Linked DNA regions of Homo sapiens: region 2 is linked to region 1. A link is an interaction called in ENCODE POLR2A ChIA-PET data of the cell type or tissue named here. Cell type or tissue: K562. All regions are shown on one strand. Links, peaks and the distances in the headings refer to the core of each region. The heading gives the core; the rest is flanking DNA. Region 1 overlaps FLII (FLII actin remodeling protein). Region 2 overlaps MYO15A (myosin XVA).

Region 1 (2,900 bases), core at 130-2,629:
CTCCCCCAGCCAGGCACCGGGTGCAGAGGGCGCTGCCGTTGGTGCGGATCTGGTAGAGGCTGGGCTGTTGGGCGCCCTGGACCGCCTTCCTCTTGCCCCGGTGGATGATGAACTTCCTCTTGAAATGGGACAGGAACTTGGGGTTCTCCTGCTGCTGCGTCATGCGTACCACCTGGGGATGTGGAAGTGTTAGGGGCAGCTCCCTGGACCCCCACCTGCCCCTCGGGAGCCTAACCTTCGCTGGGTCTGAGCCCCACCACACCCCTCCGCCTGGCCTCGGGCTCGCGGGGCTGCCAGGCACACCTCCAGCTTCCCAGGGAAGAGGCTCTCGAACTTCTTTTGCAGGCTGAAGGTGAAGGTGAGCCAGCCCATATTGGAGGCTTCACGGCCCTGCCAGAAGTACACGATGCACTGGAAGTCCTCCTCTGGCTGCTTCTCCTCTGCCTCAGCGGTTGCTTCCTCGCCTTCTTTGCCCTCGGCCTTCTCCTCCTTGTCTTCCTTCTTTTCCTCCTCCTCGTACTCCACAGGCACCCAGTACCTGCCGGGTTGGAAGGTTGTGAGCAGGGGCTCGAGCCCCCAGCACCAGGGGAGGGACTTGGGGAAGGGAGTGCTGAGGTGGTACCTGCAGAGGAAGACGTAGCAGTCCTGCGTGTAGAAGTGGCCAAACTCCTCTTCCGGCAGCCGCGCAAACTTCTTGCCCTCCAGCACGAAACCCTCCATGCCGTCTAGGTCTTCGTTCCACTCCTCCATCAGCTGCTCCGCCTGCAGGTGAGAGGGACCCGCCCCGCGGCAGGTCTGAGCGCGCTCTGCGCATAGGCCCCGCCCTCGGCCTGCCCCCCACCCCCCCCCCCGCGCCCCGGTCCCGGCCCTGCCCCCACCTCGGCCAGCGACATGGGCGGCTGCCGCGGCAGGAAAAGCGCAGTGAGGTCAGCCTTCATCTGGTCTTTCTTCTCGGCGTCGCGTTTCACCTTCCCGGAGAGACCCGGGCTCTGCAGCACGGCCTCCGCATTGCGTGTGTAGTCCACCGTCAACACATCGTCCCAATTCTTGAACTTGGCCTTGAACACCTGCCAGGGAGGCCATCAACTAACCATGAGGGGTGCGGCATGATTAGAGTTGGAGGAAGTAGCCCGAGGCTTGAGGCGGGACCCAAGGGAGATCTAGGGCGGGGCTTGGGAGGCGGGGCCTCGGACACGGAGGTAGGAATAGGAGGGGCAGCTTGCAGAGGGGGCGGGGCCTGGGCAGAGTCAGCAAAGAGGAGGTGGGTTTGGGCCCAGCTCTGTAGGGAGGTAGTGAAGCCACAGGGGTCAGGGCATGTCAGGGTGCGAAGGATCCTGGGGAGGGGCCTCCGAAGCTGCAAGCGCACCTGCGCCTCGGTGCCCTCGAGGCTGCGGCTGACCGTGGCATGGCGTGGCCGGTGCAGCATCCCGCACAGCTCCTGACCCAGCTTGAGGGCGGCAGCGCGCACCAGGCGCGGGGACTTGCGGCCGAGCCAGATGAACACGTCGGACCAACAGTCCAGAATGTACACGCAGCGCGTGTCCAGCAGACTCTGCAGCTGCGGACCGGGAGTCTGGAGGTCAAAGCCCAGCCAACGGGGAGGGATCTGGCCCCACGCCCTCCTCCTGCATCTCTTACCAGCCGCATTCTTGGCATCAGCTCCACCTTGGGACGCTGCTTATGTTCCACGGAGAGCTTGTAGTTGATCTGTGGCAGCTCCAGGTAGCCCAAGCCCAGGCCCACCTGGCAGGAAGGATGAGCATGGCAGGGAAGGGATCTGGAGACAGGAACCTCACCCACACAGCCCTCTGCTCTGGAACCAGCCCTGCCCTGCAGCGTGGCTCACTGACTGCTTCTGTTTCCCCCTCCCCTTCAAGGTCTTTTTAGGGATATCCTTTCAGAAGGGCTTTTAAATGGAGTTTTCCCTGCCTGCCCTCTCCAGGCCCTTCATGCCATTTCTAATTAACGTGTCCCTTTCCTGTTCACAAGAATCTAGATAATTGAGCCAAGGTTCCCAGCCCTGGCACTAGGTGCTTCTGTCTCCCCTACGGCCCCACCATCCTGGAAAGACTCCGTGAGGCTACTTCTCAAAAGCAGCCTCCAGACCTTTGCTCATACTGTTCCTTGTCCAGAAGGTGGCACCCTCTCCCCACCAAAGTCGAGATGGAGCCCAAAGCCAACTACATCGGTGTGTAGTCCATTCCCCCAGTCGGTGGGTGAACTTGGGAGGCCAAGGTGGGCCTCAGCAGCAGGGCTCACCTTGTACAGCTTGGGCTGCGGCGGCCAGAAGTCTTCAGGCACGTGCTTCTTGATCTCAGAGGGCTCCCCACCCAGTGCCTCCCAGAACTCTGGGAGCTCCTGGCCCTGCACCAGCAGTGTGATCTCAGCCTTCCCTTTCCGCTCATTCTTGTTAATTTTCTCTGCAAAGAGCCTGAGAGCAGGATGCAAAGTCATCAGCGAGGCTCACACCCCTTTCCTTCACACAAAAGACCCCACGGTGTCCTTGTACCTGGCCTTGGTGGTGCTGCTCAGTGTGGCCTGGGCCCCCCGCCATACGTAGATGTCTAGCCCTCGGTCCAGCAGGAAAACAAACCTGGACAAGAAGGGGCAGGAAGGAGCTGTGATGGTGCATGGGGCAATGGTCACCCCATGCTCCTGACCCCACCAAAAAAAATCCCTCACTATGGGGTTTCTGGGTAAGCCCCAGGGACCCCCCGCCAAGCTCGTGGGCAGGAATTGCTAGAGGGCCTCCTCTTCTAAGAGGCCCACACCTGCCCCCACTGGTGGGGAGGAGGCTGAGGATGAAGCACCCCCACCTCACATTGTTGGGGCTCACCTTGGGTCCAGAGAGGTCCCCTTGAGGGGCACAGGCTCCAACTTGATGTTCTTTTTCCCATACA
Region 2 (2,900 bases), core at 307-2,806, 130 kb before region 1:
AGTAATATTTAAGGAATGAATGAATGAGAGACTTGCTCCCTGACACCCGCTCTGTGCCTGCACAGAGGATGGGGACCCTGAGAGGAAGGCAGGACCTGGAACCTACCAGAGAAGGGGCAGCCTCAGCTGACTACTATCCTGAGGTCAAGCCTGGGACCCAGAGACCAGGAGGGATCAGGTGGGCAGGACTTGCTGCCAGCAGTCACCCAGACCTCCTCACTCAGAGCAGACAGGCAGCAGCCTGTAGCAATGACGTTGGCAGTCATAACAACAGCTGCTTGCCCAGGCCAGCCACTGTGCCCAGCTCTCCGCTATCTCATGTAATGCCCAGGTCAGCCCTGGTAAGGGAGGCATCTACACTCACAGATGAGGAGACTCCAACGCTGAGGCTGCATGACTTGCTATGGGTCAGATCCAGGAGAGGAATGAGACCTGACCCAGAGCTCTGAGCCACTGGGCTCCACGTCCCCTGGGCTAGAGCTGGGCTTGCCTCTCTGAGAGGCAGGTTCTTCATCTGGACAATGGGGCTTTGCAGTGGAAAGATGCCTGCCTGAGGCTTTGAGGCAGGACTTGGGCAAGCCCGCTAGAGAATGGTGGCCTCTCAGCCTTTCTTCTGGACAGACAGACAAGGCTCCCCTACTTGGGGCAGACAGAAGGTATGGCTCTGGGAGGTGCTCTTGGGCCTGAAGGGCCAGCCCTGCCCTGCTTCTCCCCAGCAAGTCTCTGACCTCTCTCTGCTTCACTTTCAACAAATGTAACAAATGTTACATGACACTGGGGTGGGGGTGGGGTTGGACCTGTGACATCTCAGGTCCCTGACATTCTTCCTGAGAGCCCCTCTAAAGTGGTGTTTCCACTCAGTCTCCAATCCCTTTTTTTTTCCATTTTCACATATACACTTTTTTGGGGGGTCGTGGGGGACAGGGTCTCGCACCGTCACACAGGCTGGATTGCAGTGGTGCAATCTTGGCTCACTGCAACCTCCACATCCTGAGTTCAAGTGATTCTTCTGCCTCAGCCACCACACTGTGCATATCTGTAGCTGGGATTACAGGTGTGCACCACCATGTTCGGCTGATTTTTGTATTTTTAGTAGAGACAGGGTTTTGCCATATTGTCTGGGCTGGTCTTGAACTCCTAGCTTCGAGTGATCCACCTGCCTCGGCCTCCCGAAGTGCTGGGACTACAGGTGTGAGCCAGCGCACCTAGCCCACATTTACACTTTTAAATGTTACATTTTTTTTGGTTTTTGACTCAGAAATGCATTCATATGGATAAAAATCAAACTAATATAGAAAGATTTACAGTGAGATAACTATTCTCATTAATTTCTTATGTATCTTTTGCTGTATTATTATTATTTTTTTTTGAAACGGAGTCTCACTCTGTCACCTGGACCGGAGTGCAGTAGCATGATCTCAGCTCACTGCAACCTCTGCCTCCCGGGTTCAAGAAATTCTCCTGCCTCAGCCTCCCAAGTAGCTAGGACTACAGGCACACGCTGCTACACCCAGCTAATTTTTTTGTATTTTAGTAGAGATGGGGTTTCACCGTGTTGCCCAGGCTGGTCTCGAACTCCTGAGCTCAGGTAATCAGCCTACCTTGGCCTCTCAAAGTGCTAGGATTACAGGTGTGAGCCACCACACCTGGCGCTGTATTTCTTTTGTTTGTTTTGACACAGAGTCTTGCTCTGTGTCAGAGGCTGGAGTGCAGTGGCATGATCACAACTCACTGCAGCCTCAAAATCCTGGCTCAAGCGATCCTCCCACTTCAGCCTCCTGAGTAGCTGGGCCTACAGGTGCTTGCCACCTGTAATTTTTCGGTTTGTTATCTAGGGACAGGGTCTCGTTATATTGCCTGGGCTAGTTTCAAACTCCTGGGCTCCTCCCATCTCAGCTTTTCAAAGTGCCCAGGCATGAGCCACTGCTCCTGGCTGCAGTATTTCTAATATGGAAATAAAAAAGCAAACACAAGCTGAGCATGGTGGCTCAGTGGCTCATGCCTATAATCCCAGCACTTTGGGAGGATGAGGTGGGCAGATCACTTGAGGCCAGGAGTTCAAGACCAGCCCGGCCAACATGGCAAAACCCTGTCCCTACTAAAAATACAAAAATTAGTCAGGCATGGTGGTGCATGCCTGTAATTCCAGCTACTCAGGAAGCTGAGGCCTAGGAGGTGGAGGTTGCAGTGAGCTGAGATCGCATCACTGCTCTCCAGCCCGGTTGACGGAGTGAGACTGTCTCAAAAAAAAAAAAAAGGCAAACATAAGAATACAAACTTATATTCTTAGCACCTCCCCTGACACACACACACACACACACACACACACACACACACACACACACTCTTCCTACAGAAAGGCCTCAGTAAACACTGTAGTCAACAGGCTGATCTGCAGCCTGCTTCCTGCACTAGCAGGTCCTGGAGATCGCTCCCTATCAGGACACAGAGATCGTCCACATTCCTTGTTATAGCTGTGTTGTGTTCCATCCTGGAATGCATTGTGGTGTACTGCAGCAATGAGCAGCTCTGTTTGTGTGTCCTTACCCATAAGGACGTGTAAGAGAGATCCCCAGGGGTGGATTACTTGCATCCTTCCTTCCTTCCCTCCCTCTTGTCCTTTTTCTTTTTTAAAACAATCAATATATAATCCGCACTCCATACAATTCACCCATCAAAGTGTACAATGCTGTGGTTTTAGTATGCTCACAAGTGTGCCCACCTTGTGACCACCACAGTCCTGTCTTTTTTTTTTTTTTTTTTTTTTTTTTGAGACGGAGTTTTTGCTCTTGTTGCCCAGGCTGGAGTGCAATGGCTTCATCTTGGCTCACTGCAACCTCTGCCTCCCAGGTTCAAGTGATTCTCCTGCCTCAGCCTCCTGAGTAGCTGCAATTACAGGC

The links. Peaks named below come from ENCODE experiments on the same cell type or tissue, not always from the same donor. Only the 100,000 strongest peaks of a DNase experiment are listed, where the experiment ranks them.
Region 2: POLR2A ChIA-PET joins it to region 1 with 6 read pairs; 2 of 35 experiments call an interaction of 5 or more read pairs at or near these places.

Annotation. Positions count from the first base shown.
Region 1 is chr17:18,246,291-18,249,190 of GRCh38, forward strand. It overlaps FLII (FLII actin remodeling protein), which reads right to left. Exons shown (of 30, transcript NM_002018.4): 16 at 2,837-2,900; 17 at 2,510-2,593; 18 at 2,260-2,431; 19 at 1,639-1,743; 20 at 1,367-1,558; 21 at 879-1,067; 22 at 623-762; 23 at 304-538; 24 at 18-172. Among named protein-coding and RNA genes, the nearest start is that of FLII, 11 kb to the right of the region's middle. RefSeq lists enhancers at 715-1,266, 1,817-2,366, 2,346-2,415. In K562, for the core only: a CTCF peak has its summit at 2,135 (motif pointing right); DNase peaks (open chromatin) are centred at 851, 1,161 and 2,141; H3K4me3 peaks cover 150 bases.
Region 2 is chr17:18,111,497-18,114,396 of GRCh38, forward strand. The region is part of intron 1 of MYO15A (myosin XVA); the gene reads left to right. The region is part of intron 1 of LOC105371566 (a long non-coding RNA gene); the gene reads right to left. Among named protein-coding and RNA genes, the nearest start is that of MYO15A, 4.2 kb to the left of the region's middle. In K562, for the core only: no CTCF peak of the experiment used is centred there; no DNase peak of the experiment used is centred there.